Linked DNA regions of Homo sapiens: all the other regions are linked to region 2. A link is a loop called in an ENCODE intact Hi-C map of the cell type or tissue named here. Cell type or tissue: psoas muscle. All regions are shown on one strand.

Region 1 (5,000 bases), 130 kb before region 2:
GGCTCATGCCTGTAATCCCATCACTTTTGGAGGCCAAGGTAGGAGGATCACTTGAGCCCTGGAGTTTGAGACCAGTCTGGGCAACATAGCTCACTATGTCTCTACAAAAACTTTTTTAAATTAGCTGAGCATGGTGGTGTGTACCAGATACTCAGGAGGCTGAGGCAGGAGGATTGCTTGAGCCCGGGAGGTTGAGGTTGCAGTGAGTTTAAATCATGCCACTGTACTCCAGCCTGGGTGACACAGCAAGACCCTGTCTCAAAAAAGTTTTTCTAGGCCAGGATCTATAGTCTTCACCAGACTACCAAGTAAATCCGTAGCACACATGATTTTAGGAACTCATAGCTCTCTGTGGACCCAGGTGGCATGCACATTTGAGTAAGATTTGCGTTTGATTGTCCTCTCCTACTTTCTTGGTCTTATTTTCATTTTAGTGGTTTTGAGTTGTCTCTTATTGATCACTACTTCGATCTGTTTTGGAGCTAGATGGAGTATAAATTCTAAACAAGTAGAAAGAGTAGATTTGATTTTACAGAGGTTATATTGGCTGGACTCGATGGGTACCTGCGTGTGAGTATGAAGGAGAGAGGGAAGGCTCAGAGGTAGCTTAGATAAGCAAGGTAAGGAAAAGTGAGGAAGAATGATGTTATCAATAGTAACAGGAGGTCATCAGGGAAAAACAGGTGAAGAAGATGGTGTGAGTTTTAGGAATCAGATGGTCAAGTGCCCTAGCAACAGCAGGAGAGACACAGGCCTCGGGGAGAGGGGTGTGGACTGCGCATGTTCACTGTAGGTGGGTTATCGCCTGTATTTAGGTGTGTTGTCCCCCCTGGAAAAGGGAACAATCAAAGAGGAAAAGACCACTTAACAAGGGGGTTGGGAGGTAGTTGGCCAGCTTTGGAATAGCTGGTGAGAGAGAGAAACTTTCATTACCATCTAGTTACCACCTGTTCTCTAGATGGGAAAAAGAAAAAAAAAGTCAGTAAATACTGGAAGCAGACAGTTACCAGAAGTCACCCCCACAAAAAAATAAGCTGGGTGGTGGGGGTGGTGGTTAGTTGTTGTTGCTAGAAGACAGAAGACTTACTATTTGGAAACCTTCCCCGGGTTCCACAGGATCTACGAGATTCTAGTCAGCAAAGGGAGCAATGCCTGTCCACGTGTGTGTGAATGTATGTGTTTATAATGATGGCTTTTCCTTCCTCCCCAGAGTGTTCATACTGTGGAGCCCGCTGGGACCAGTATAAACTCTGCTCTACTCCCCAGTGCCGCCAGCTCGTTTTGACCTGCCCTGCCTGTCAAGGACAAGGATTCACAGCCTGTTGTGTCACATGTCAAGACAAGGGGAGCAGGAAAGTTTCAGGCCCTATGCAAGACAGCTTTAAAGAGGAATGCGAGTGCACAGCCCGACGGCCACGCATACCTAGGGAACTCTTGCAGCATGTGCGACAGCCTGTGAGCCCAGAGCCAGGGCCTGATGCTGATGAGGATGGGCCAGTGCTTATGTGAGCAGCACCTTTGGCATTTTCCCAGGCCCTCGGTAAAAGTAGGTTTGGGGTGACTATACAGAGAAAGCATGGCAAGACTGCAGAAACAGAGAAATCGGGAACTTCAGTTCTGGCCGCTGCCACCGTGGCAGCCGTCTACACTTCACAGCGGGAGGGGAGGAGTCACGTTGTCTACCACTTACCTGAGACATTCTGATTTGGATGATGCTAGAGCACAGAAAATAGGTGAGCTGCATGGGATCCCAAAGCTGCTGAGGGATAGAGCCTGAGCCTGGTGGCCACAGCATATGCCCTTTCTGTTCCATGCAGCTGGGGCTGTTAGTAGTCATTGCCCTTGTCAGCAGACCTTCTACCCTGGTGGCAAACACATGAAAGCTGTGGCCCTGGGAGTGGCCTCCTAAAACAAGCCACTTAGGTCATCTGCCATCTACCCTTAACCTCTGTCTCTCGCCTGAGGGGAATCTGCAAGCTGTGCATTGGGCTTACCTCCTGCTTTTGTAGAAATAACCATCCTTTGGTATACATGGAGGATAGTTCCAGAACGCCTGAGTATACAAAAACCCAATGCATACTCAAGTCCCACAGTGGGCCCTACAGAACCCACGTATGTGATAAATCAGCCCTCCATGTACGCAGGTTTCGCCCCCTGCCAATACTGTATTTTCAACCTGTATGGTTGAAAAAAATCCATATATAAGTGCAGCCATGCAGTTCAAACCCATATTGTTCAAGGGTCAACTGTATAGTTTATTGAACAGCCACACCCATTCCTTTACACATGATCTATGGCAGAGTTGAATAGTTGCAACAGACACTATGTGGCCTGCAAAATCGGAAATTTTTACTGTCTGGCCTTTTACAGAAAAGTTTGCCAGCCCCTGATCTAGACCAGCAGCTCATCTGATAGAGGCAGAGGTGGCCTTAAAGATGTGGCCTTCTTCATTTTCTGTTGGTTTGGTTTCGTTTCTATGAGAGATTTCCTCTGATAGCTCTGCTTTCCCCAGCACTTACTCTCTGAGCTTTTAAATGTTCTCTCTGGGAGCTTCATATAAGCTCGGTGACATTTGAGCCACAGTTTTTAGATCAGCACCTGGAATACATGACACATTCTTACTGAGGTCATCCAGCACTGCCATGGTGGCTGCCCAGTCTTCTGGCCAGTGTGCCAGGCACATGTCCCTGTCACACAGGTTCCAAGAAACACATACGCAGCCATGCATAGACCAACAGATTTAATATTATATTGCAGTTTTCAGCGATGCAGAATGCAGCTGCAATTGTGTTTTAAGGAGAAGCCAAATGGGGATGGTTGTCCCTGCAACATGGTGCCACTCCTGGGCCATGTGCAGCCTCAGTGGACACTCTTCCATAGCGCTGAGGCCCTGGCCCCGCCTCCAGTTACCCTGTACTGCCCACTGCCTTACAGTTCAGTGCGCAGGCCTTCACCTTTTCATCACCAGCCTCTCTGCTCAGTGCTCTGGAGTTCTTGACCTTGTCCTTTATCATGAGATTTGCTGAAATCACTAATGAAAATAACTCCCAAAAGCAACAAACAAAAATATTAGTTTAACTGGCACTGTGGTATATTAAAAGGCACAAGGGCATTGTGGCTTAACACTTTTGCTGGATCCCAAGAGACGCACATGATGTTAAAAAGAGATCTGGCAGCAGTACTAATACTACATTTCAGTGTAATCATCTTGGGGTGGTTTGGCCAGGATTTCCCAATTCCTTGATATCTGGAGTTTCTTCACCATTGTCCGGCATCCTGCGGAGGCTTAATATACAGGCGTAAGGTCAGCAGCAATTTGTCTAATAAGTGATGAGATCAGTAGCTGAAGTCTCTAAGCTGGGCCATTACTAAATACCATAGCCATGTTGATCTGGAAATTTATCCCTCTAGTGTCTTACCTCACATAAGCCATTTGCCCACTGTGCAATATAGAAAGGTGTTTTCAAAAGTATTTGGCCGTAGATTTTCACATCCATCATAAGGTTGGCATTCAATAAGGAAAAAGTTCTAACTCCAGTATTAAATTGTACATAAATCCCAAATGTTCTTAAAGAACACTCAGGGACATGTTTGTTGCCTGGGATTGGTAATGAAAGGTTGGTTTTTGAAACTTGAAATTTCACCATTGGTTTTTTTCCTATCATTTCTGCATATCCAGCAAAAGGAATCTCATGTTGACTCCTGGCAGAGTTCAGTGGCTTCAGTCTGTCTATCTGTTCTGAGGGGAAAATTGTGTTCTGGATCCAGTAATCAATTTGGCAACTTTAATCGAGGTTTTCAAAATTCCAAGGAGGGTTAATAAAGAATGATAATCAGTTTTATTTGCTAATAGCTAAGACAAATTTGTAATAAAGTGTTTTATAATACTTCAAAAGCATGTGGAAGAGTGTGCCGTTTCTGTGTCACACATTTTAAATGCACTTGAAACACCACACAGCAAGGCCATTGAAACTGGGCTCCTGGGGCTAAGTCGCTGCTGCTGGAACATCATCTTCAGTAAGATCTGCTGGTTTGGGGGCTTCTAGTTTTTAAATAATAACCAGATTCAACTTCTGTGACTAAAGAAAAACTTCACATTAACGGTATTTTATAAAATTTTCAACTACAACCACTAGTCAACCTAAAACCTTAGTGCATAAAGAACTGAACCACAAAAGGGTTTCATGCTGCCAGCATTTTGCCTTCTGGTTTCCCCTGCAGAGCACAGGTCATCAATAGAACACATCCAGTTCAAAGGCATGGACTCCACCGCCACACACTAGACACCACTCCGGCACTTGGGAATGATGGGCCCAGTCAGGTCCGCAAGCCTCCTCTTCCTCACTGGAAAGGAATGGAGATAAGATATAAGGCACTTTTCCCTGTAGACCAGGGGCCAGCACTGTTGCTGAGAAAGCACTGTGAAACCTCGCACTAATTGGTTTGTTAACAGAGTCTGAAGTCTGTTGTTTTGAAAGGACAGTATGTGTGAGTTGTACAACAGCCCTCCAGTCTGTCAGTGTTCATTGATGAGGGTCTGTGGTAGTGGAGATTCATTCATAGATATCTGCTAAGTGGCTGACCACACAGTCCCACGTTATAAGTCGGCTATTTTCTTTGCTTACAGAAGCTCCAGTTGAAGATCTTTACTCCGGTGTTCAGATAAGAGTTAAAAGTTTAGTCAGTCTTCTTAATGAGATTAGGGTCTTAACCAGGTGGAAACATTTCCCCCAGCTATGTCTGGGAGCTCCTGGCCTACCTCCTGCCTATATAAACGAGAGTTTCCACCCGAAAGATTACCCTGCAGTATCTGTATCCCCTTATGTTTAACCTTGCCATTTTCCCCGGGGGCAAGACAGTTATGCTCAACACTGTTCAAGTGACAAAGTAGTTAAATGCCATGAAGAGGAAAGCACTAGCCAGGAGGTTGCAGGCTGGAGACGTTAGCTTAAAGGATGATGAGGATGCAGGGAGGGGCAGGAGGGGCTCTGTTTGTTGTA
Region 2 (5,000 bases):
GAACAAGAAAAATCCCTTTAAGATGGCTGAAATTTTTATAAGAAATTATAATACGTTTTTATATATAACACAAAATATAAAAACATAACATTTTTATAATGGTATCTTATAAAGAATACATTCGACATGAATTTAAACCTTTCAAGAAGTAACACATTATAACATGAGATACTTAGTCCATTTTAGGATTCAACTATCCAAATGTACAGTGGTAATAGCCTATTGAAATGGAGAGAGTTTTTTAAAAAGTTCCTCTTACCTGCAAGCTTACATTTTGTAGCTTGAAATGAGAGTGAACAAAACTTCGGGTTTAATTTGTATGCTTTGCTTTTTTCAACATTTTCACTAAAACCATAGTCAACATAGCATACCTAATGATTAAAAACACAGAATGTTTAGTTCTTTATCCTCTCTTTAAAAAATTCATTTGATACACTTAATTGGCTCAATCTTATTCCATGATCAGCAAGCTGAGTGGCAGAGTGGCACCTGGAAAAAGCTGGGGAGGTGCCCCTGACTTACCACAGAAGAGAAAGGCTGGAGCTGAGACCAAGGAAACCAGGGGTCCTAGTTCCAGGTCCCAGTCTTCTACCTCACCCTACCCCTTCAATGGGAAGAACAAGACTGCTCAGCCCTGCCACCTTGCTGTCGCCAGTCTTTCAGCAGCCTATCTACCTGGTTCTGCCAACTCTGCTCCCCTCCCCTTTGGTGCTTTCATTAATATCATAATGCCTATATCAGCTTATTCTTTTTTGAGTTACACATTTCCACCCGTTCCCTGGACAGCAGTATTTGTTTCTATGGCAGGCATCATCCTTGTGGTATTTATCAGATTCTAAATCCCCAAAGCAGCATTTGTGATGGCTATTCTCAGCTACTGTGCTTCCAGGGACCGAGATGCTTCATCAATGACAACAATGGTATCACTGCTGAACAACATGGAATTCTAAACTAAAAAACAGGCGTACCTATTTTTTTCAAGGGTGTGAAGCTGGGTTAGGTCTTCTTTCAGCTCAGCAAAAGGCCCTAAGTCTGCTGAACAGAGGTCTGTGTTTGCAGAAACCTGAACAACTTTTCCTCACCATTAGCACAGACTGTTAAGAGCCTGGATATTATTTTTAAGAATATTTATAGAATCTTCAGTTTAAAAGGATTATATAAACACAAAGCCTTTTTTTGAGAAAAATAAAAATCTAGAAACATTAAGCTATGGTTTAGAATAACTAAGAATCTAAGGGAAATGTTGAAAACCTAATATGCATCTCTAATTAAAGGAGATGATGGTTATTGAAAGAAACAAAGCAAACAAAACAACAAACACCAGGGCAAAGTCTTGGCCTTAATACCAAGTAACATGAGGTAGGTTCCTTTCACTGCCTCCCTGAAAATAAAGTCCACAGGCCAGCTTCTTAGTACCTAGATTATGGTACTAAACACACGAAACAAAAACCCTTCCCAGCAGAGAATCTAAGGGAAAAAAGCAGAAGACACCACTAACTCCTTTCCTTGGCCATGTGATAAGCGGGCCTGTGGGGCCTGTCTACCTTGTATCAGAAAGACCATCTCTTAGAATCCACATCTGACTCAACACTGACTTAGGCCTAGATCGCTGGTAGGGCTGCATGTCAGGCAGCTGGCCATTTAAGTGCACAAGTCTATTTCTCCAATCCTAAATTAGCACCTGCTTTTGCTTCTCATAGGCCTCAGGAGTCAGGCAGCTTTCATTTCCTTTAATAGCTATCACCACCTACAACTTAGATTCTGTTCTTCCCAGGCCCAAAATGGAGGTAACGTGGTCTGACAATAGGACATAGCATGTGAAATCATGACTCCTGGGAAATTCAGAATGTATTCTTAGCACAAGAACAGATTAAAGAATAACTGCTCCAAAGCCTCAAAAGAAAGTGTTTCTGAACTGTTTGTAGCTTCTTTTCTTGTTTTTAATCATACATGTTTGTATGGCAACTGCAGTTTATAAAACACTTGTCCATGCATTGGCCAGTGTGACTCTCACCACACTCTGCTCTGTGTCCTTTGCTCTGTGAGGGCTCAGTAGTCTCTCTCTCTCTAATGTCCTGGGATCAGGGCCAGTAGTCACATAATCTGGCATAAGGCCCCAGTCCATTCCTGGTTCTCTGGCACCATCAAGTGGCCAAAGGTCTCCCAGCACTACCTATCACCCAGCAGACTCCCCTGGGATGTGGGCCTGGGTCAGGCCAAACTGGCACCAGCCTCAGCGGGTGACCACATCTCCTGTTTCTCCTACTCACCAAGGATCTGACAGGGAAAGCAAGGAAGGAATCAGTACTTACCACCAGACAAAGTTCAATTCAAGCGAAGCAAGACTGGTGCTAAGTAGCTGGGGTTTCTCCAAATAAAGGGAGAAATCATCTCTGTCAGCTTCAAGGGGATGTGGGGAACAAGTTCAGGCCCGGATTGCTACAATCACCGCTGTCCCAAGAGCTTGCTACTGCACAAAATACCGAGCTACCTTTTTTATTCTTCACATCCAGCCCATAATTCTCAGCAGCAATGACGAGGCTGGTCACTCCCTTCTTTATGAGACGCTTTCTTTTTCTGGCTTCTGTGACACCACTCTCTTGGTTTTTCTTCTTTGGCCATCTTTACAGGCTTTTCTGCTCCCCTTATGCCTCCATGTAAATACTGAAGGGTTTCAGGACCTGGGCCCAGGCCCCTCCTCCTCTCTACGTGTATTCTCTCTCTAGGGGATCTCATCTTGTCCTGTGATTTCACATAGCACCTATATGCTGATGCCTCCCAACCTGACACATCTCCAGTCCTAACTGCTCCCTGAGCTCCAAATTCATCCATGTGACATCTGATAGCTATTCTCAAACCTAGCAGGTCCTATGAAATTCTCAATTGTTCTCCACAATGGTTTTTCTCTCTGACTTCCCAATTTCAACAAATGGCACCAATATCTAGTCAATTGCTCAAGCCCCAAACCCAGTAGCTTATCTTGAATCTTCTCTTTTGCTTACCATCCACTTCCAACAGGTCAGTGTCCTGTCAGTTCTACCTCCAAATATATCCTGAATCTCTTCCACTACCTCCATCTTCACTAATCCAGGTTACAAGGTAGCTGGCTATTACAACAGCCACCTAACCAGTATTACTTTCCTTCTGTGCCCTACTATAATACAATCCATTCCCCCACAACAGTCCCAGAATGATTTCTGAAGCATCTAAATGAGATCACATCACTCTGCCTATCTCTTGCTTCAGAGTTATTTTCTATCATAGTTATTTCCTTTATTGGTTATTTCCTTCATTGTACTAAAATTGTTTTGTGTGTTTACTGTATGCTTGTCATCTCTCTCTTCTCACTAGAATGTAAGCTTCTTGAGAAGAAGGACTTGTATGTTTTGTTCTTGGCTCCAGTAAAAAGTGAAAAAGTGTATCAGGTATATACAACACGATGGGAGTGTTTGAATTTACAGATAAGCAATCAGGGAAGTTAAATAACTTTCCTAAGGCCACACAGCTAGAAATGGCAAAGCTGAGACTCAGTTCTATCTGACACGAGAGCCTGAATTCCCAAAGTAGAAGGAGGGAGGGAGGAAAGAAAGTGACTGCCCTATAGACTTCAGACTGGGAGATATCCTTGTGGAATAGCTGCATTATTTATTGTAAATATTGTTACACTGTTAATGTGTCATTAGGATTTACGTATGATTCTTCTCTTCATAAGAAATCTCTGTGCCTCAAAATAGCTTAGCTTTTGTTGAACTTCCTAAGGGCCGGGGGAGTGAAATGGCCAGGAAACAGAAGTTTATCTAGGAACGTTTAGGGATAGTTATCTCCTATCAACTAGAGACCCAGAGGAATGGAGGGACTTGACCAAAGGCACACACCCAAATACAGGCAGACTCAGGACTAGTGCCCAAGCCCTGTGTTCTCCTTTGGTCCAGTGACCATTGTGGTCCTTAGCTTCTTCCAGGTTTCAAACTTTATCCAAGTATAATTTACACTGAATAAAAGATACCTGTTTACAATACAGTTTGATGGGCTTTGATCAATGTATACATCCATATAATCATCACCATAATCAACATATAGACCATTTACACCACCCCAAAAAGTCTCCTTTTGCCCTTTGCAATTAGCCCCCCTCCACCTCCTGTCCCAGGCAACCACTGATCTGATTTCTATCACTGCAGATGAATTTTACCTGCTCTTAGACATCATTTACATGAAATTATACATTACTCTCTTGTGCCTGGCTTCTTTTGCTCAGCACAAAATCTGTGAGGTTTGTCCATGAAACTATTTATATCAGTAGTTAATTCCTTTGTATTGTTAACAGTGTTCTACTACATGAATAAACTATAATTTGTTTTTATGATCCACCTGTTGGTGAACATTTGGGCTGTGTCCAGTTTGGGGCTATTAATAATAATACTGCAACACACATGTATGTACAAGACACCTTGTGGGCCTTAGGGGTCATATGGTTAAGTGTTCGTAAGAAACTGGCAAACTATTTTCCAATTTTCAGATTTTTAAAGTCAGTCAAATTACTTAAAATTTGTGCCTCTGTAGATTCAGCTGGGGAGTTTCCTAAATGCCTCTGCAAATGGGAAAGGGTGGCTGGGTGGTTGGGTGAGCTTACTTCTGGAGAGGGTCAGGGCCTCTCCTATTGAGCAACCTGCTAAGAAACAGCAGTATCCCTTTCTGACCTCCTAACTCCCACTTGTAGCTAGGGTTCAGTGGCCAGTAACTGATGGACTTAAGCCTGTGTTCAGGGACTGGTCATTTGCACTCAGTGACACATACAGGATTACTGGCTGGCGGCTGATAGTGGCACATGGAATAAGGTTTTGTATTATGGAACAGAGGCTGCAGAAATAGAAACATATTTCCCTGCTTGCAAAATCTAGAGAAAACCAAAAGATCTTAGATACATTCCCCTCACAGTCCAAGAGCGCTCTGTATAAATACAAGGGACTATAGAAGTGGGGAACTAGGGTCACCCTTCT
Region 3 (5,000 bases), 150 kb before region 2:
GAAGACTGGCGTTTAGGTCCTTACTATCACTTTCTGGCTGTCTGACTTGGGAGGAATTGGCCTCAATTTATTCAGCTGTTAAATGGGGATAATAATAACCTGCATCATAGAAAGAGGGTTATAAGAATAAATGGAAGTGAAACTTTTTTGTATGATGATTCATACAGATACTGCTTTATGTGAGAGGATAGGCCAGAATGGAACCAAATTTCTAACTTTTCTATGAATTGGAGTTACTAATACCTGTCTCTTGGATGTGACCATTAAATGAGGGATCAAAGTAAACTCACTTTTTGTAAAGTAAGTTCAGTGCAGATACTGTCTTCTGTAGAGCAAATATAAAAAGAAGTTGCTTCTCATTTCAGGAGGAGAACAATCATCACAGCAAAGACAGGCATGAGTGTCCTCATCTTAGCCTTCCCTCAGACTGCCTGGGTGTATTTTATGAATTGTGACTTCTTTATGCCAGCGACTCAAATGCTCTTTGCCTTGGATTTTCATTTTATAGTGGCCAGGGCAGTGAAGAAGGGGAGGTGCTCCTTTATTACTGCTACCATGACCTGGAGGATCCCCAATGGATCTGTGCCTGGCAGACAGCTCTGTGTCAGCACCTGCACCTCACAGGCAAGGTAACACCTTCTCCTATATTCCTTCCTTCACTGGGTCCATCTTGCCTGCCAACCTTGGATTGCAAATGCTGTGCTCATTATAAAAAAGATTCACTGTTGAGTTCTTAAAAGTTAGGGAAATTCTGCTGAGCATTTAAGTAGAATATTAGGCAGCCATTAACATGGTATTTTATAAGAATATTTACTGGCATAAACCAGGAGTCAGCAAACTTTTTCTTGAAGAACCAGATAGTAGATAATTTTAGGTGTTGCACAAAAAACTATTCAGTTTTGTTATAGCATGAGAGCAACTATAGATAATAATGTAAAAGAATTGGATGGCTGTGTTTGAATAAAACTATATGCAAAAGCAAGGATAATATGCCGACCCTGGTATAGGGAAATGTTTGTGATATATTAATTGGAAAAACATTTTATAGAACATAGAGGTGTGATTCCAAGTTGCTTCTTAATTTTCTGGAACCTGCCAGGGTCATTTACCAGCTCAGGGTATTGACATTTGCTGTTTCCTTCCTCTCTAGAGTGCTCTTCCCTGCACCTTCACATGGCGCATACCCCACTTCAGATCTCGGCTCACATATTGTCTCCTTAGAGCTGCAGTCTGAAGTAGTCCTCTCCAGATCTCATCACATTCTATCCCTTTCTGCTTTTCAAAGGATTTATTACTATCTGAAAGTATAATCTTCATTTATAAGCTTCATGAGGACAGTAACTTTGGTCTTAATTGATGTATTCTCAGTGCTGGAACAGAGCTTAGCATGTAGTAGACCCTCAGTAGATATTTGGAGAATATAGAATGAAGGAATGAATGCATGTTCATGACAAAACCAGAAGTGCATGTATAAACATGGAAGGTTGTGTATACCAAAATGTTAGTAAGGATTATCTAGGCATGTAGGATTATCGATGGTTTTTATTTTCCTAAAATATTCTCTGATTACATTATACACATGCATATGTCTATGTATTTTATATGATTTTCAAAATTTAAATCGAAAGGAAGTGAACTAGTTTCCCCCAAAACCCCCTCTGGTTATGACACTGTGCTGCCTTGTTTCATCTTTCCCAACATATGACCCAGGTCTGAATTGATCAGTGATATTTTTCACATCCATGTTTTCCAACAGATAATGACTTCATTTACCTCATTCAGTTCATCACCAAGGCCTGCCATTTCCACCTCTTCAAATATTCCTTAATTCCGTTCCCTTCTCTCTTCCACACTCACCACTTTAGACCAAACCACCACCCTCTCTTACCCAGTCCATTCAGTAGCTTTCAAATTACTCTTCAGCTTGCCATCCCTGCCTGCCACTTAATCCATTCTCCACACAGCCATAATGATCCTAAAAGGTGAATCAAATCACATCACTCCCTCCTCAAACTCTTTCAGTGGCTGCCACTTCTGGTGCATATGGAGGAAATCCAGTGCCTTAAAAATGCCCTTAGGTTCCTGCGTGAGTTGGCCCCTTCTTACCTTTTCCTCTCGTCTGATACTGTTCTTTGCTCATTATACTCCAGCAACATGGTCTTTCAGTTTTTTGGAACCCACCGAGTTCTTTTCTCTCCTTGGGCCTTCTTACAAGCAAACTATCTTCAAGGAACTCTCCTACACCCACTCTGCTGCTCCAGTCTGATTTTTACTCAAGCTTAGTTTTCAATTTTCATGACACTTCCTCAAAGAGACCTTTCCTGTCAATCTAAATTCATTTTTCCCAGTGCACTCTCTCATGGCATCTTGTAATTGTTTTTCATAACATTTGTCCATTTGTAACTTTTATTTTAATATCTGTGACCTCCCATAGTCTGTAAGCTCCTAAAGGGGAAAAGCTATATTTTTTTCAAGCACTGTATCCCTAATTCCTAGCACAATTCCTGGTGTAAATAAATAAATAATATTTAATACTTTCATCACCATTCCTATTCAGAAAACTTCCACACCCTGAAAGATGGATACTCTCACAGTAAACCTGAATGTACAAGGTTTGAAAACAGCCTCTTGGTTTAGAGGCAGATCATTTTTCTTGGCCCAACCCAAGTGCTAAATTAGCAATGAGGGATCTTACCCACAAGGTGGCAGCACTTGCCTAGATCTTGGATATAAATTCCTAGGTGTCAAGGATACATGCCCAGTTTAATGAGAGTTTTGTGTTTGGAGATTTGGCAAAATATCAGTGCCTAAGTAGGGAAAGAGAAGAACCTGACAGTTGTAGAATTATGGGAAAAAAGCCTCTACTCTATTGCTGTGTATTCTTTATTGCCTCAAAAAATTTGAGGGGATACATTGAAGGCTTTGGAAAGGAAAAGTTATAAGATTGGGAGCTAGTAAGATCTGGTTTTGAATCCCAGATTTACCAGCTATCAGCTATACCACTGGGCAAGTTACTTGATTTCTCTGAGCTTTTGTTTCCTTTTCTGTAAAACGGGGATTATGATATCTGCCTTTCAGGATTATAATGTAATGCTTCTGTCTCATAGCAAGTGCTGAATAAATGCTAATGATTGTTCTTCTCAGTTTCTTACAAGGCCTTCCTCACTAAGGAGCTTTGAAGGATTTCTGTTAGAGAATCCTGGGGGTTCAAAGTCTAGTGCACGAGTTTAGAGCATGCTCTGCCCTAGCTATATAGGGAGCAGATGTGCTTGTCTTCTCTTTGGGTTCTGAGATTAAAATAAATTAGAAAAGAATCTACTAGCCTACCCCAAGAGAGGTACTTAGACATACATACTTCATCCTACCTGCTGTAGTCAGAAACTCTTTTGGAGTGGGTTTTCTGACTCTTACACTGATTGGGCTCTATTTTTCTATGTAGTCCACTATAAGTTGGTAGTGGGGACAGTAGCCTGTGTAGCAGAGATGTCACAGGCTTCCTGCTTCCCTCTCCCATGCCCAGAACTGGCTTCACTAGACTGCAGCACTGTTTCTCAAGGAGTCTGGATGTGACCCGGAATCTTTGTCATGGAACTCTGGAAAACATTTTACAGTACTATACGTAGAGGTGTGATTCCAAGCTTCTTAATTTTCTAGAACCTGCCAGGGTCATTTACCAGCTCAGGGTATTGACATTTGCTGTTTCCTTCCTCTCTAGAGTGCTCTTCCCTGCACCTTCACATGGCGCATACCCCACTTCAGATCTCGGCTCACATATTGTCTCCTTAGAGCTGCAGTCTGAAGTAGTCCTCTCCAGATCTTGTCACGTTCTATCCCTTTCTGCTTTTCAAAGAATTTATTACTATCTGAAAGTATAATCTTCATTTATAAGCTTCATGAGGACAGGAATTTTGGTCTTAATTGATGTATTCTCAGTGCTGGAACAGAGCTTAGCATGTAGTAGACCCTCAGTAGATATTTGGAGAATATAGAATGCATGTTCATGACAAAACCAGAAGTGCATGTATAAACATGGAAGGTTGTGTATACCAAAATGTTAGTAAGGATTATCTAGGCATGTAGGGTTATCGATGGTTTTTATTTTCCTAAAATATTCTCTGATCATATTACACACATGCATATGTTTGTGTCTTTTATGTTCTTTCAAAGTTTAAAATTATATACCACTTCCAATGAGTTGGCATTGGCTTGTGCCATGAATCTTGTTTTATATCCATACCCTAAAGAGTTGATCAGGTAGGGCTGGGTGCGATGGTTCATGCCTGTAATCCCAGCACTTTGGAAGGCCGAGGCAGGCAGGTCACAAGGTCAGGAGATTGAGACCATCCTGGCTAACACGGTGAAACCCCGTCTCTACTAAAAATATGAAAAATTAGCCGGGCGTGGTGGCGGGCACCTGTAGTCCCAGCTACTTGGGAGGCCGAGGCAGGAGAATGGTGTGAACCTGGGAGGCGGAGCTTGCAGTGAGCCGAGATTGCACCACTGCACTGCAGTCTGGGCGACACAGCGAGACTCTGTCTCAAAAAAAAAAAAAAAAAAAGAATTGATCAAGTGAGGCATCAACTGATGTGTCTTCTCTGGACCCTAAAAAAGGACAGCCATTAAAAATTTTCAAATTATGAAGTACTGGTATATATCAGTGTTATATGACTAGAACAATATAGGACCTTGAATTAAATCATCTCTTTTTCCAGACAGTGCCATGATGCCACATGTGCTGCCCTTGCTAGCACTTTTCTTTAGAGAGCTCAGTTCCCTTTAAAGATGATCCATCTTTAAACTCATCCACAGGATTTTGTAGTACGAAAACAACCAACTCTGCAGGGCCCCCAGAACACTGCCTCTTAAGGCTGGGGCTTTACCCCAGGCTCTAATGTCCCCTAACCAGGGGAGCATTTCAAAGAGAATATGGGACTTGAGATGCCAAAGAGCCCCAGATATGGATGCATATTCATTTATTCAACAAATCGTATTGAGTGCCT
Region 4 (5,000 bases), 230 kb before region 2:
GTCCCGAGACTGGGGGCATCTACCTCCATGGTCAACCCAGAGCTGGCAATCTAGGCTTGTAGGCCTTTTGTAATGCCCAACCTCATTTTTCCTTTTTCACCTAGGCTTGTTTCCACCTGAACAGACTCTCCCTTAGCTAAGAGAACCAGACAAACTCCATCTTGGCTCTTTCACTGGCAGCCCCTTCCTCAAGGACTTAACTTGTGCAAGCTGACTCCCAGCACATCCAAGAATGCAATTAACTGATAAGATACTGTGGCAAGCTATATCCACAGTCCCCAAGAATTCATCTGTTTGATAACGCCCAAAGCCCTGCATCTATAACCTTGTAATAGTCTTAAAGCCCCTGCATCTGGAACTGTTTACTTTCCTGTAACCATTTATCCTTTTAACTTTTTGACTACTTAACTTCTGTAAAATTGTTTTAACTAGACGACCCCCCCTTTCTAAACCAAGGTATAAAAGTTAATCAAGCCCCTTCCTCGGGGCCGAGAGAATTTTGAGCGTTAGCCGTCTCTCGGTCGCCGGCTAATAAAGGACTCTTAATTCATCTCAAAGTGTGGCGTTTTTTTAACTCGCTCGGGTACAACACTTTTACTTCCTCTTCGTGGTTCTTCTTCATGAAGAGCAGCTCCTCCTTGAGAGCTTCGATCTCTGTCTCCAGCTGCAGCCGAGTGACACTGGTGTCATCAGTGACCTCCGGAGCCCATGGATGTGGCTCTCCACAGACTGGCGCATGGCCAGCTCTGTCTCATACTTGACTCTAAAGTCATCAGCAGCAAGACCAGCATTGTCAATCTGCAGAACAATGCAGGCATTGTCCACAGTATTTGTGAAGATCTGAGTCCTCAGGCCCTCAATGGTCTTGAAGTAATGGCTCATCTCTGACCTGGGGTCCCTTCTTCTACAGGTGCTCCTGGATTTTACTCTCCAGCTTCCAGTTCTTGGCCTCCAGGCTCCTCATTCTGTCCAGGTAGGAGGCCAGGCAGTTGTTCAGGTTTTGCACGGTCTCCTTCTTGTTCTGGATGCCTCTCATTCCTGCCAGACCCCTGGCCATCCCCGCGGCCAGGCCCCCGGAACCCATGCTGCTCAGGTAGCTGGTGGAGCGGGACATGGAGATCCGGGAACCAGAGCCCCCGTGCCTGTACAGACGCTGGCTATGCTGCTGACCAGCCGGACACCGTAGCTGGGTGCCTGGACAGAACCCAGGGACCGGTAGTTGGTGGAGAAGGTGGAGCGAGTGGTGAAGCTTATGCTGTCCAGGGAGGAGAGTGAGAGGACAGGACTCAGGCTTTGCCGACGACTTTAATTTTTTTTTGAGACAAGATGTTATTGTGTTGCCCAGGCTGGAGTGTAGTGGTGCCATCACAGCTCACTGCAGCCTTGACCTCCTGAGATGGGTTCTTGTTACATTGCCCAGGTTGGTCTTGAACTCCTGGTCTCAAGCAATCCTCCTGTGTTGGCCTCCCAAAGGGCTGGGATTACAGACATGAGCCACTGCACCTTGCCAATTATTATTATTTTTTAATAGTGACAGGGTCTCACTGTGTTGCCTCAGCTTGTCTTGAACTCATGACCTCAAGTCATCCTCCTGCCTTGGCCTCCCAAACTGTTGAGATTACAGGTGTGAACCACTGTGCCCAGCCTAGTTTTTAATTTTAATGAAGTCCAGCTTTTTTTCTTTTGTTGCTTGTGCTTTTGATGTTATGGAATTTGAAATAGTTTCACCTGGGCAAGATTGATGGGTAGGGAGAAAGAAGGATCTGAGGGGAAGGGAGATGGGGATGGCTTGAGATTCTATCTCCAATTCAACCTAAGATTTCAGCAGGTAACTGCTTTATACGAGGTTTTGCAGCTTTATGTATATATGACCGATAAATTAGAACACTGAATTGTGTTTCTGAAAGGTTAACCATTGAACATTAGTGGGAAACATCAGTGTGTGAGGTTGTCTTTCTAAAAGCCAGTCCTAAATGGTACATGTAGTAATTAGAAGTTAATGTTTTCTGGTTTCAATTAAGCATTATTTGTAACAAAGGGAAAGCATACATTTTTGGGAAAGCCTGCTATGTTTCTTTTGTTACACTAGCCACACTTTTGGGAAGTCAGGATATTTGGCCCAGATCCAAACCCACTGTCTACCTGGCAGTAGCTCATCCTCACTGAAGGAATATTCCATGGGAAAGATAGCCAACCTTATGCATATCAGCCTTGGAGCAAGTCCTGCATTTGCCTGAGGTCACACAGCAAGTTAACTGGGAGTTTCAACCCAGGTCTTCTCATTTTAAATCTAAGGCTGTGTCTCTAGGCCGTGTATCCAACATAAAATCAGGACTATCATCTGTTGGGCTCTATGACTGGCACTACTACTACTCACTGTTACCATTTTTTGAGGTCTTCTACGTGCCAGGTTATTGTCCTGGCAATCTAATCCTCCCAAAGACTCGGTAAATGGTTCCATAATTATCCTCATTTTACCACTGAAGAAACTGAACTCTGGTTAAATAACTTGCCCAAGGTCACACAGACTTTAACTGTCAAGAGCTCAGACTTAACCCAGGCCTGACTCCAAAGCCTATACTCTGAATCACCAAGCGAGACCTATTTTAAAGGTGACCAGGTCGTGAGATATGATCTCAGCACGGACCCTTCTCCCGGATGACAAGAGAGCAGGTAGTTAGGCGGGTACTCCGTGTCCGCGCATACCCAGACTCCGCCCAGCGCCCGGGCAGGCCACCCCGAGCCCCTTAACTGCGCAGGCGCTCTCACTCAGAAAGGCCGCTGGGTGCGGGGAGCGCAGAGGCGGTGCAGGGCGGCTGGCTCGCCTCGGCGTGCAGTGCGCGTGCGTGGAGCTGGGAGCTAGGTCCTCGGAGTGGGCCAGAGATGGCGGCGGCCGACGGGGCTTTGCCGGAGGCGGCGGCTTTAGAGCAACCCGCGGAGCTGCCTGCCTCGGTGCGGGCGAGTATCGAGCGGAAGCGGCAGCGGGCACTGATGCTGCGCCAGGCCCGGCTGGCTGCCCGGCCCTACTCGGCGACGGCGGCTGCGGCTACTGGAGGTTTGGGCCGCGTCCGCGCTTTCCCCTTCCCTCTCCCCGCCTCCCCGGTCCCCAGACTGGCTCGTGCAAGCCGAGTCCCGGGGCCCGGGGGTCGCGTCAACTCCGCTGGCGTATGTGTGCAGATTCTCCCCGAGTCGGAGAGGGAATCCGCCCAGCCAGCCGCCTTGTCAAAGCGTCCTGTCCACGACCACAGAGCGTTCCTCTGTCGCACGCGGGCCTCCTGACCCCCAGCCCCGGGCCTTCTTCGCTGCACCTCGGCTGCTGGCAGCTTCGATTTTTCGTTTAGGGATGCAGCCGCCCCGGCCGGGAGGTGTCAGCCACTGCCAGGTGTCAGGGCCTCAGCTGTCCCGGAAAGAGGAGTTAGACTAGTTCTTGATTCTGGCCTCTATACCTAGAACTAGTTGATGGAAGAGGCAGATCTTGGTGTTTGTTAGGGAGAGCTTTCAACAATTAGAGTTGCCAAAAGTGCAATGGATTGCTTCTCATGAGCTTCCCGTTACTAGAAGCGCTCAAATAGGAACTGGAAGAACGCTTACTTATGTGGAGGAGAGGAGATTCAGCAATCAGAATCTCCTACTCAGCAATCAGAAGAAGGGACTGGATAGTAAACCTTTAAGATTCTAATCCATAGATTCCATGAGTCTATTTCTTGGACATGTGACCTCTGCGATTTCTTGGCAAAAACTAGTTGCTCAAAACGTGTTTATTGATTGAAGTAAATTAAGGACTGATCTCTCATTGCAGATTATTCTCTTATAGAATTTGCCACTGGGGTCAACTAATAATCTTTAACAGGATACTTAAAATATAGTTTGGTTGACAGGCAGTTCTTCAGGGCTGCCTCTATAACATGAAGTACATGTGTTCCTAAAGCTCTATACTGCCCTTTGTCGAGCACAGTTTAGAGCTGTATTACTCTTTTTTATCAGCCAGATGTAGTGAGAGTGAGAAGAGTCTGAGGCTGGCAGCATGTCTTGATGTTCATACTAACACCGAAACTGCAAATTCCAGCTACTTTTGATGGTACTGGTCTCATCCTTTCTACTTTATAGTGGTTACCTTTTATTCCTTTCTAAACTTGAGGCACGCTAGAGTCAGACAGAAAGTTCATTTGCACTGATTAATTCATAGTCATGATTCCATAAAGGTTTCCAGGTCTACGACATGGCTGTGGAACGGAAGGTGCAAAATAGCAAAAACTGACATTAAATTAAACTTTTGATCATGGAAAGCAAGGTAGAATGAACATTCTTTAAGATTTCTTAGGCAGTTCCCCAAGAACTGAACTGTATTGTAGCATTGTGTACAACCCACCATGTTTCAAGAGTTAGGTAAGTGCTGAGATTTTTATCTTTGTGACACTTTTATTTCATGGTACTATACAATTTTCTTTTTCTCTGTGTGCCATGACATATGCCATGAAAGACTGAAAAAACTTGCTTAGAATACGAAGAGTGGTGCTAAGGTCCTGGGGAAACAGCAAGGCATAGCAGCAGAGAGAAATCGGACTTTGTTTTGGGCATGAGTTAGCATTGTTTAGGATCCTGCTCAAGTCATGGGCTCGACTACTCCAGCTTTCCCTCTTCTTAATTCTCATTGTGTTTACTGTCATTCCATTCATTTACTTTGCTATTTATATTACATATTCTGGTAGGTTCATTCATTTCTATCCATCCAGTTGGTACTCATGGAATGTTTACTATTTGTCAGAAGTATACAAGTAAAGGCACTCAGTCTAATGAAGGGATACAGAGAGATGAACAGGCATTATAGTGTGAGAATTGCTGTTAACAGTGGAAACAAGTTTATAATCTAATCCTTTCATTTAATAGAGGGAGAAATTGAGGCCAGAGAAGGGGAGTGACTGTAGCAGAATAAAACATATTAATCTGTCTTAATAAATGGAGGTGTAACATACTGTAAAATGTACTCATCTGAATTTTAC
Region 5 (5,000 bases), 220 kb before region 2:
TTCATTCGCTGGCTATGTCTCCACTCTCCTGTGTGTATTAATTCCAAACCTGTTTGGCTCTAGGTTCACCATATCCTGAATTCATCGGCATCTCATCCTCTCCCACTGCTGCCTTAGTCTAGGCCACCATCAGCTCTTGCCTGGACCACCGCAGTAGTGTTCTAACTGGTCTCTCCCCCATTACCCCTTTCGCACCCCTAGGGTCTCCTTTTCATATAGTATTTTGCTCAAAACCTTCTAGTGGTTTCTAACCATTGTCTTCACCATTGCTTGCAAGGTCCTGACTGTCTCTGACTGTATCTCCCACCACTCCTCACCATCGCTTACTTCAGGTCTTCTAGTTACACTGGTCCTCTTGCTGTAAGCTCTCTTTGCAAAATACACCCCTGCCCTAGAGCCTTTTCCCTTGCTGTTCCCTTTGCTAGGAATGTTTTTTTCTCTAGATAATGTAACTTACCAGAATAAGTAAAAGATAAAGTATTTTTCTGTTAGAATTCTTATGTTGCTAATTTAACCATGAGAGTTGCAGGAAAAAGTATTTTATATGTCCTTTTTGCTGTGTGTGCCCCTAAGTTGCTGGGCTATTTGCAAACTTAGCTTATTTAAAATAACTAATTTATATAATGGACTTAATCTGTTTTCAGAGATGCTGATGATAAACACAAGCTTATAACCAAAACAGAGGCAAAACAAGAATATCTTCTGAAAGACTGTGATTTAGAAAAAAGAGAGCCACCTCTTAAATTTATTGTGAAGAAGAATCCACATCATTCACAATGGGGTGATATGAAACTCTACTTAAAGTTACAGGTCTCTAATAAGTTGTATTTATTATTTTTCACTCTGGTAAATTCTTAATAACAAACTAGTCATAATTGGTTTGGCTTTTGCTTACAGAGTGTGGAAAAACTCTTTTCCCTAGTTTTGCATATGCTTCACAGTCATGTATAATGACATTTAATAACATGTTTTCTCATTTTGCTTTTTTCTTTTCTTTTTTCAAACAATAAGGTCTCACTCTGTCACTCAGGCTGGAGTGCAGTGGTGAGATCATGGCTCACTGCAGCCTTGACCTCCCGGGCTCAGGTAATCCTTCCACCTCAGCCTTCTGAGTAGCACCTGGCTAGTTTTTTGTATTTTTTGTAGAGATGGGGTTTTACCATATTGCCCAGGCTGGTCTCGAACTCCAGGGCTCAAGTGATCCTCCTGCTTTGGCCTCGCAAAGTGCTGGGATTACAGGCATGAGCCGCCACGCCTGGCCTCATTTTGCTTCTAATATGGCACTTTGAAAGAAACCTGTTGCTATTGGGTGATGTTAAGAGTACAATTTGGAAACTAAAAAAGGTTGGAATGGGAGTCAGGCCCTGTTTCCTTACCCTCTTTCACCTCCATCTCCCACCAAAAAAGAAATATTTTAAAAAAAGAAAAATTTCAAGAATTTCATAAATACCTAAAATCTAACTCTACCCATCTGGAATGCTAGCGAGTGTCCATATAGCTCTATAATCTCAGAGCAGATCGTCTCAACTCCACTTGCTGCAGATGGGTTATAGGTGTGCCAAGACGGTGATCCACTTAGTGGCTAGGACTGCTAGTGCCCAGGCCAGTTTCTTTGAGTCACAAGCAGCCTCTTGTATCTACCTCAGAGTGGTACAAATATTGTAATATTCTTTTTGTGCTGTTAGCTTAAAATATTGGGAGGCATTGCTTTAGAGCACAGTTTGAATATATACTATACTAGAAAATCCCATATCTCCAAATAAAATTAAGAAGCCATATTGTAAAACAAAACGTGTACTGAATTTCATTAAATACTAAGATTCTGTTGATTAGAACATTCACTATTGTTTTATGTACCATTAAATATTTTTAAATGCCGCTGATTAAAATCAACATATGCTTTCTTATCACTTGATGCTTTTTATACTTGGTGAAATAGTGCCATTAGACTTTATTATAGTTTGTCATATATCACGACTTTTGCACACATAAAAGGGAAAATGCAAGTGCAAAAGACTTATGAAGGTATTCCTAAACTTTACATTCAGAGTCCAATTCTTCTGCACCACTTTTTGACTCACAGTTGTTAAAGTACCATTAAGTGCATTGGTGATGCAGCATTTTCAGGGATGTTAAATTGCGGAAAACGTGATGTCTCAGAATATACGAAATATGAGTGTATCACTTGATTATGTTAAATTTGAGTTTGGCTATGCTGATTAATATTATGGTCCTTTTAACATATTGTGAGAGGTATCCTGAGCATAATTCTTAGTGTGTAAATTCTCTTAAAATCTAAGTAAATACTATAAAGAGTAAAGGTATATAATGTAAAGTTTTAAAAGTAGAATGAAGACTTTTTACATCATCTTGGTACCAAAATTAAAAAAAAATATATCCTGCAGATCAGAAGTCAAGTCGATAGAGACAATTATTGATCTTGAAGGAGATGAGTAGTAGTAATTGGTAATTTCCTGCGGTTGGAGATTTTTGGAGATGACCTCATATTTAGGTCTGATGTGGCTAATCTGTCAACAAACTGTTTCTTTGGTGAGCCCACCACAGTTGATCAAACTCACTGACCACGTGTACTTTTGATTCCTGTGACAATACAGTCAGAGGACAACTTTTCTATTTATAATCTAATTCAGCATACGTTTACTGACAGTTTCATAGGTTTAGATAGATGTTTTATTAGAGTTGTTTCTGATCATTAATATTTAAAATCTTTAAATTTCTAATAAGTATTTATAAATTTATACTTGAGTTAGATCATTCTTTGGTACCTTTGGATTTGACAGTTATAACTATAATATTTCGCAAGTCTGAATCACAACTTATTTAAATATGGATTTTGTGTTGTAGATTGTGAAGAGGTCTCTTGAAGTTTGGGGTAGTCAAGAAGCATTAGAAGAAGCAAAGGAAGTCCGACAGGAAAACCGAGAAAAAATGAAACAGAAGAAATTTGATAAAAAAGTAAAAGGTAGATGGCCACATTTTATATCGTGAAGGATTGTGTTTTACCATTTTGCAAAAAGCCTTTAGCTAGATTCTTCCTGTTTAATGTCACCAATAGATTGGAATGTGTTTTTTAGAGGTTGAAAAAAATGACTTACAGTTTGCCCTCAGTATGTTGGTCTTCAAGGCACTAAGCTCAAACCTCACAGTACGACATTTCTGAAAAGCATGTACGTCATCATCTTAAAGTGAATCATGTTTTTATATAGGAACAATGTGAGGATCAGGAGTGGTATCACTGGTCAAGGATTTGGCATCAATTAAATCTTAAGTATGATCAACAGGTGTGTTATAAAAAACACACCTACCAACAATCCCCTCTAATTGCTTAAAATGAAAAGCCATGCCCTAAGTCTTAGTCATCTAATTCAGCAGCTAGAAGGAACTTTTATTTTATATATGACCAAAAGACCCAGAAAGGTGGAGTGACTTGTTATGTAGATAGTTATTGGCAGAGTTGGGACTGGAAGCAGGGTTTTTTGACTGAAAGTCTCCATGAAGTAGTCATTTCTCTATCCATGCATCTGTCTTTGCATGCATTCCCTTGTCCATCTATCGCTGCATTAATTTGTCCCTGTTATCCATCCAGGTATGTATGTCTGTTAAGTCTGTCTGTATGTTCATCCATCCATCCATCCATCAATACATCCAGTATTTACTAAGTGTCAGCTATGTGCCAGGCACTGTGCTAACATAAATTCTGGAGTCAGAGTTTGTCAGGAGAGAAACTTAAAATCGTGCAAGTGTGCTAGGTACCATGATAGTGATGAACGTGCGGTGCTGCAGGAGCACAGAGGTCACTTTGTGCTCTATCACAGAATCCCTAAAAGAGTCTTAAAAAAGGAAACATACATGTTCTTCATGCAGTAATTATGCAGAGTCCCATTGTAGTGTACAGTGTGTAGAGATAACACATACTTTATGTATATATTCGGTTTTATATATATACTAAATTAATTCATTGAAAGTGAACGTCCTATCCATATAATTTTGCTCATGTTTTTAGGATTCATAAGTGGTTTTGGAGAGTGAATAAGGTCAGATGTCTTAAAAACAAAAAAGCAAAACCAAAAATTGAATGTAAGCCTTCCTTGTTGTGAGGAACACAAGTTGTTGTAATCCTTCTCATTGTGAGGATTTGTTTTTCCTTTGTCATTACAAGTGTAATTCAGTTACAGTGCAGAAAAGAGAATTACAAAGAGCTCTTATTGCATGATTTTCCTACTCAGAGACAATCATCAGCAACATTTTAATTTTTGCTCTTCCTGTTCTTTTCTATCCTAAGATCCTTAAATTTTTTTTTAAAATAAAAATGGAAGCACTGTTTGACACGAAGTTAAGCAACTCCATGATCAACATCCTTATACACATCTTTTTATATAGTTACTTAGCAATTCCTGAATCACAAGGTAAGGCACACATTCATGGCTTTGTAGAGAGGTTTCCTGTAATAAGCTGTGCCATATAAGAGCATTTCATTAAAGAACCTTCCCAAAATTAGCCACTGCTGTATTGAGAGGATTTGGAAAGAGTTCTGATGAATTTGGCCCTTTAATCTTTTCAGTGCTTTACACCAGTCCTTCCTCTGTAGTAGCAAGGAGAACCCTGAAAGATAAAGTAGTGAAAAGGCATTTTAAGAGGTGCGAAAGGGAGGACAGAGTGATAGATTAGTTATATACTAGCCTAGGGTTTTTTGTTAACTCCAGCTACCTGAAATCACCTCAACTCTTACCTCTTTGCTGCCTCCTTAAACCATTTCCAGGTGGTATTTTGGTGCAGATAATAATACATGGATAAAATAATAAGTATTAATTAAAAACCTGTATCTGCAAAGTGATGAAATATTTTTTAAAACGAGGGCTGTCTGTACTTTCTTAGATACTAATTCTGTAATTTGGTCAGTGTCATCTAATGGTAACTAAATTCCTGTAATTTGACAAACAGATTGAAAGATGATGGCATCCATTTCATCACATGCTTTT
Region 6 (5,000 bases), 430 kb before region 2:
CAGTGGCGTGATCTCGGCTCACTGCAATCTCTGCCTCCCAGGTTCGAGCAATTCTCCTGCCTCAGCCTCCTGAGTAGCTGGGATTACAGGCGTGCGCCACCATGCCTGGCTAATTTTTGTATTTTTAGTAGAGACCATGTTGGTCAGGCTGGTCTCGAATTCCTGACCTCGTGATCCACCCACCTCAGCCTCCCAAAGTGCTGGGATTACGGGTGTGAGCCACCGTGCCTGGCCTATAATTACTGTTTTTTAATATACTCACTTTGCAACTATTTATTGAGAACCTATGGGTTAGGTTTTGGTGATAAAATAAGATGACAAGATGTAGTTCTTGTTGCAATCATGGTTAATGGAAGAAGTAAGACATAAATAAATTATTGTATTATAGTTTTAGAAATACAGTAATTATACATGGATCCTCTGTAGTACCACATAGGAAACAGTTGTAAGAATGTATTGCCTATAGGTGATTTTAATGATGTGCTCCCAGATAACTGAGGATTTATGATCAACATAACCAAATTAGACACCTGTCAACATGATACATGCTTTCCTAATCATGATTGTAAATCTTAATAGCTGATCGAAATGAGCTGATTGAAATAGTCTTGAATAGTTTTGAAATGAGTTCTGCTGCCTGTGGATACTTGTGCAGAGTCATTTGTGGCTGATGACACTGTACTCCTAAACCAAACTGATTTGTAATTGCCTTTGATGTTACTTAGAACTTCTTGGGGAGGTATCTTTAATTTGATTTTTGGTTTTTGATTTTTTTTTTAGAGATGAGTCTCATGCTTTTGCCCAGGCTGGAGTGCAGTAGCCTGATCATAGCTCACTGCAGCCTTAACCTCCCAGGCTCAAGGGATCCTCCCACCTCACCTTCCTGAGTAGCTGGGTCTACAGGCTCATGCCACCATGCCCCACTATTTTTAAATTTTTTTGTAGAGACAAGGGTCTCGCCTCATTGCCCAGGCTGGTCTTGAACTCCTGGTACCAAGCAACCCTCCCTCCTCAGCCTCCCAAAGTGCTGGGATTACAGGCATGAGCCACTGTGCCTGGGCTAATTTGATTTTTTAAAGCTTTTTATTTTGAAATAATCAGAGGTTCACAGGAAATTGCAGAAATAGTAGAGGTCCTGTGTACCCTTCACCCAGCTTTTCATTTAACTTCTTCCAGTGGTTGGTTCCATCTTACATAACTATAGTAAACGTTAAAGGTAGGAAGTTGACACTGGTAGAGCCTACACTTTAGTTTGATTTTGTTGTTTTTTCTTTTGAAAAGTTATTTTGAAGCTTCATCAGGGCTTGAAGCACAAAATGTTTTGTTTAATATGTTAACAATGACTCTGGGGGATGGTAACCAACGGCCTTATAACAAGAGGACTATTAAATTGTTTGGGGTTTTATTATACAGTCTCAGGATTTTAGAGCTAAGAAGGATTTTAGGCTGGGCGCAGTGGCTCATGCCTGTAATCCCAGCACTCTGGGAGGCGGAGGCGGGTGGATCATTTGACGTCAGGAGTTCGTGATCAGCCTGGCCAACATGGTGAAACCCTACCTCTACTTAAAATACAAAAATTAGCTGGGTGGTAATGGCGCATGCCTGTAATCCCAGCTACTCGGGAGGCTAAGGCAGGAGAATCGCTTGAACCTGGGAGGCAGAGGTTGCAGTGAGCCGAGATCGTGCCACTGCACTCCAGCCTGGGCGACAGAGTGAGACCCTGTCTCAAAAAAAACCCACAAAAATAATAAAAAGGATGTTAAATATAATCTGGCTCAGTTTTCTGCCAGTTCCTGAGTCTCTTCAATGTTCCCACTATCTGGCCTTTCCAGGCCCTGCCTAAATGAGGTATATACCCCTGACCTGTGCAGCTTATTCTTTATGGGCAGTGCTCATTATTAAAACATTCTTCCTGAACGTGAGATCCACTCTGTCCTCCGACAGCTCTGCCCACTAGAGAGGCCACACAGGCTGGTTGCCCTCCCAAGTTAGCCTGTCATACCACCCCTTGGTCTTCCCTAGGCTGAGCACCCCCGTTTTCTTCAGCTGTTTCTCATAACATGATCTCAAGCCTCTTCTGAACCCCAGGCTTTCTTGAGTCTCCATATGAGCATTTGCCTCTGTGGGCACAACTTCAAGTGTCCTTTGTGAGGAAATGTGCATCTCTGGTTGGTGAACTTCCATCCCTCAGAGAGAAATAGAAGCACAAATTTGAAACAAGCTGTCTGTCTGTCTGTTTCTTTATGTCTTGGAAACTTTATTTATCCATCCAAGCTTTTTTTTTTTTTAGCCTTTGAGAGCAGGCAACCATCCAAGCTCATTCCACGAACCCAGAGAATTAAATATACCTGATTTGTAGCACAAAATAAATAAATGATAAAAGTTCCCTCAAACCTTCCATCAAGTGGTTTTAAAACTGTCATTGATTTTATGTCCGGAATTGAAGTTGTTTTGGTGCGTGCATGTACACACACGCATGTACACACACACACAAATACACACTAATCCTAAAAATGAGATGGAAATGAGCTACAAGAAAACTCAAAAGTGCCATAATTATGACTGTCAAAAATAGTGTTACAGCTCTAGGGTCGTTTTGTGTCCTATTTGTATCAAAATCACATTTGGTCCTTTATTAAGTGGGAGGTGAGTACATCAAGAGGAAGAGGTTGCTTGATTCTTGGTCCTTTAGATTTTTAAGACTCTTTGGCCAGAGTTTTGGAAAAGGGATTGTGTCAACAAGCAAAGTTGTGGTTTCAGGACTGCCTTAGAAACTTTTTCAAGAGAAGAAACAATTCTCTACTAGGCGTAAATGGCACCCACCTTAATTTTTAGCCTTTGCTTTTTGGTGCCTGTAGGGGGAGCCCTTGATAGCAGATTTTATTCCCATTTCACTGGCTTGGAGGAAAACACCAGGAGTTCAAGCTGTTTAGGTAATTTTGGCGTTTGGCCCACCTGCCCCAGCTTTAAAGAACAGTAACTTGTACAAGCAATGCTGACTGATGATTGTCAGTCACATGTGAGAAGAGATTAGAAAGATGAGTGGCATTTATTAATTTTTTCTTAAATTGTAAGCTTGGCTTCAGGGGTGGGATTGATTATTCCAGCATGTGGATCTGTGCACAACCAGGTGACTCATTAAGCCCATGAGCACACACGGACAAGGCATTGACTTTGTTTCTGTGTTTGTGACTTTTTTTCTTGGAGAGAAGAAAATGAAGTTGACGTGAATCAACCTCTTGTTGGTAGGGTTTTTAAAATGCTACAGTCCCAGAGAAAGCAAGAGAAGACTCAATAAAAATGAAAGCCTGCATCACTTACTGAACTTTTATCATGTCCTTGGAACTGGACTATGTGCTTTTCGTACATTGGGTGGAGGTTGAGTAACGTGCTCAAGCTGCTCGGCTGCACAGCTAGGATTCCAACCCACCAGTCTGGCCTGAGTCCTCTTCCTTCTCAGCCTGGCTCTACGCCTTAGCAAATCATGCTGGTTTATTGGAAGGTCAGCAGTTCCATATGATTCAGCACATGAGTCTTTGGCAGAATGAAGTCCATGGAAATCCAACCACTCGTGAAGAATGCACAGGGGAATAAGGGCAGAAACGCCCATTCCCACAGGATCTGCATGGAACCTCCTGGGAAGCAAGATGGGAAATACGAAGAGCACTGGGCTTGGCCTCAGAAACTTCAAGCGCTTTCTGCCCTGCCATGGGCTAGCTCGTGACCTCAGGCAAGTCACTGCACCCTGCCTCTAGCTCTGTGACCTTACAGAGTTGTTGCCAGGATAATGCTTGGGAAAGTGTCTTCTGAACTCTTCAATGACCTATAAACCTAGGTAATATTTTTATTGTGTTTCTCTTCATTGATAGCCTTTTTCTACCACTCTGTTCTGGCTTACCTGGCTAGATAAGCAGACTTCAGGGGGATCTAGGGGGTCCCTAAAATTCAATGTATGAATGGCTTCTGTTTTTGTTGTTTTGTTTTGTTTTTTGAGGCAGTCTTGCTCTATTGCCCAGGCTGGAGTGTAGTGGTGCAATCACGGCTCACTGCAGCCTTGACCTCCCAGGCTCAAGTGATCCTCCTGCCTCAGCCTCCTGAGTAACTGTTTGCCACCATGCCCAGCTAATTATTTTTTCTTTCTTTCTTTTTTTTGGAGACAGAGTCTCTCTCTGTTACCCAGGCTGGCGTGCAGTGGCTCAGTCATAGCTCACTACAACTTCTGCCCCTGGGCTCAAACTATCTTTTCACCTCAGCCTCTTGAGTAGTGGGGCTACAGGCGCACGCCACCATGCCCAGCTAGTTTTTGTAGTTTTTGTATTTTTTGTAGAGACAGGGTTTTGCCATGTTGCCCAGGCTGGTACCGAACTCCTGGCCTCAAGTGGTCTGCCTGCCTCGGCCTCCTAAAGTGCTGGGATTACAGGCGTGAGCCACCGTGCCTGGCCTGTCTTTTTAATTATAGAAATATTTTTTTAGGCTGGGCTCAAGAGGCTGAGGTGGGAGGATCATTTGACCTTGGGAGATGGAGGTTGCAGTGAGCTGAGATTGTGCCACTGCACTCCAGCCTGGGTGACAGAGCCAGATTCTGTCTCAAAATAAATAAATAAATAAATAAATACGTACATAAAAATTAAAATGACTATTTTTACCAAGCAATATGATGTTTTGCTAAGGGAAGTATCACAAAGTGCTCCTCCCTAAAGGATTCAGTTACCCCACAAAACATCTTCCCCCTCTCATCTGGGTTTCTTTTCTGGGGTTACACGTGCAGTACCGTGAACCACCTTCACTGCCCGGGCAGGCAGTCACCAGCTCACGGGTTTTTTTTAGTACGCTTTCTCTTCTACTTTCTTTCCTAATCCTAGCCCTGGTATTGCAGGAAAATCTCTGCATTTCATTTATGAGAAAATAGGCCGGGTGCGGTGGCTCATGCCTGTAATCCCAGCACTTTGGGAGGCCGAGGCGGGCGGATCACGAGGTCGGGAGATCGAGACCATCCTGGC

Evidence for each region. Hi-C counts contacts between places; a loop is a spot of excess contacts. Peaks named below come from ENCODE experiments on the same cell type or tissue, not always from the same donor. Only the 100,000 strongest peaks of a DNase experiment are listed, where the experiment ranks them.
Region 1: a loop joins it to region 2, with 4 times the contacts of the local background. A loop is called at or near these places in 104 of 110 quality-filtered maps.
Region 3: a loop joins it to region 2, with 11 times the contacts of the local background. A loop is called at or near these places in 97 of 110 quality-filtered maps.
Region 4: it touches region 2 in a loop (2.4-fold over the local background); 4 of 110 quality-filtered maps call a loop at or near these places.
Region 5: a loop joins it to region 2, with 2.5 times the contacts of the local background. A loop is called at or near these places in 3 of 110 quality-filtered maps.
Region 6: it touches region 2 in a loop (3.0-fold over the local background); 11 of 110 quality-filtered maps call a loop at or near these places.

The regions. Positions count from the first base shown.
Region 1 is chr9:97,598,978-97,603,977 of GRCh38, reverse strand. TMOD1 (tropomodulin 1) reads right to left here. Exons shown (of 10, transcript NM_003275.4): 10 at 2,235-4,344. The coding sequence ends at 4,280. TSTD2 (thiosulfate sulfurtransferase like domain containing 2) reads left to right here. Exons shown (of 10, transcript NM_139246.5): 10 at 1,211-3,898. The coding sequence ends at 1,509. Among named protein-coding and RNA genes, the nearest start is that of TSTD2, 32 kb to the left of the region's middle. In psoas muscle, no CTCF peak of the experiment used is centred here; a DNase peak (open chromatin) is centred at 2,657; H3K4me3 peaks cover 540 bases; H3K27ac peaks cover 4,919 bases.
Region 2 is chr9:97,465,929-97,470,928 of GRCh38, reverse strand. It overlaps TDRD7 (tudor domain containing 7), which reads right to left. Exons shown (of 17, transcript NM_014290.3): 9 at 260-371. Among named protein-coding and RNA genes, the nearest start is that of TMOD1, 33 kb to the left of the region's middle. RefSeq lists an enhancer at 2,245-2,304. In psoas muscle, CTCF peaks have their summits at 658 and 2,150 (motif pointing left); a DNase peak (open chromatin) is centred at 2,148; H3K27ac peaks cover 1,647 bases.
Region 3 is chr9:97,613,386-97,618,385 of GRCh38, reverse strand. It overlaps TSTD2 (thiosulfate sulfurtransferase like domain containing 2), which reads left to right. Exons shown (of 10, transcript NM_139246.5): 4 at 509-629. Among named protein-coding and RNA genes, the nearest start is that of TSTD2, 17 kb to the left of the region's middle. In psoas muscle, a CTCF peak has its summit at 2,701 (motif pointing right); no DNase peak of the experiment used is centred here; H3K27ac peaks cover 249 bases.
Region 4 is chr9:97,695,176-97,700,175 of GRCh38, reverse strand. XPA (XPA, DNA damage recognition and repair factor) reads left to right here and starts at 2,836. Exons shown (of 6, transcript NM_000380.4): 1 at 2,836-3,055. The coding sequence starts at 2,884. It overlaps PTCSC2 (papillary thyroid carcinoma susceptibility candidate 2), which reads left to right. Exons shown (of 11, transcript NR_147055.1): 11 at 105-551. It also overlaps the pseudogene KRT18P13. RefSeq lists a silencer at 2,675-2,774 and enhancers at 3,325-3,374, 3,385-3,444. In psoas muscle, no CTCF peak of the experiment used is centred here; DNase peaks (open chromatin) are centred at 1,065 and 2,805; H3K4me3 peaks cover 2,826 bases; H3K27ac peaks cover 2,900 bases.
Region 5 is chr9:97,682,906-97,687,905 of GRCh38, reverse strand. XPA (XPA, DNA damage recognition and repair factor) reads left to right here. Exons shown (of 6, transcript NM_000380.4): 4 at 645-810; 5 at 2,866-2,983. Among named protein-coding and RNA genes, the nearest start is that of XPA, 12 kb to the left of the region's middle. In psoas muscle, no CTCF peak of the experiment used is centred here; no DNase peak of the experiment used is centred here.
Region 6 is chr9:97,899,046-97,904,045 of GRCh38, reverse strand. It overlaps a transcript of TRMO not described here. Among named protein-coding and RNA genes, the nearest start is that of TRMO, 21 kb to the left of the region's middle. In psoas muscle, a CTCF peak has its summit at 2,864 (motif pointing right); no DNase peak of the experiment used is centred here.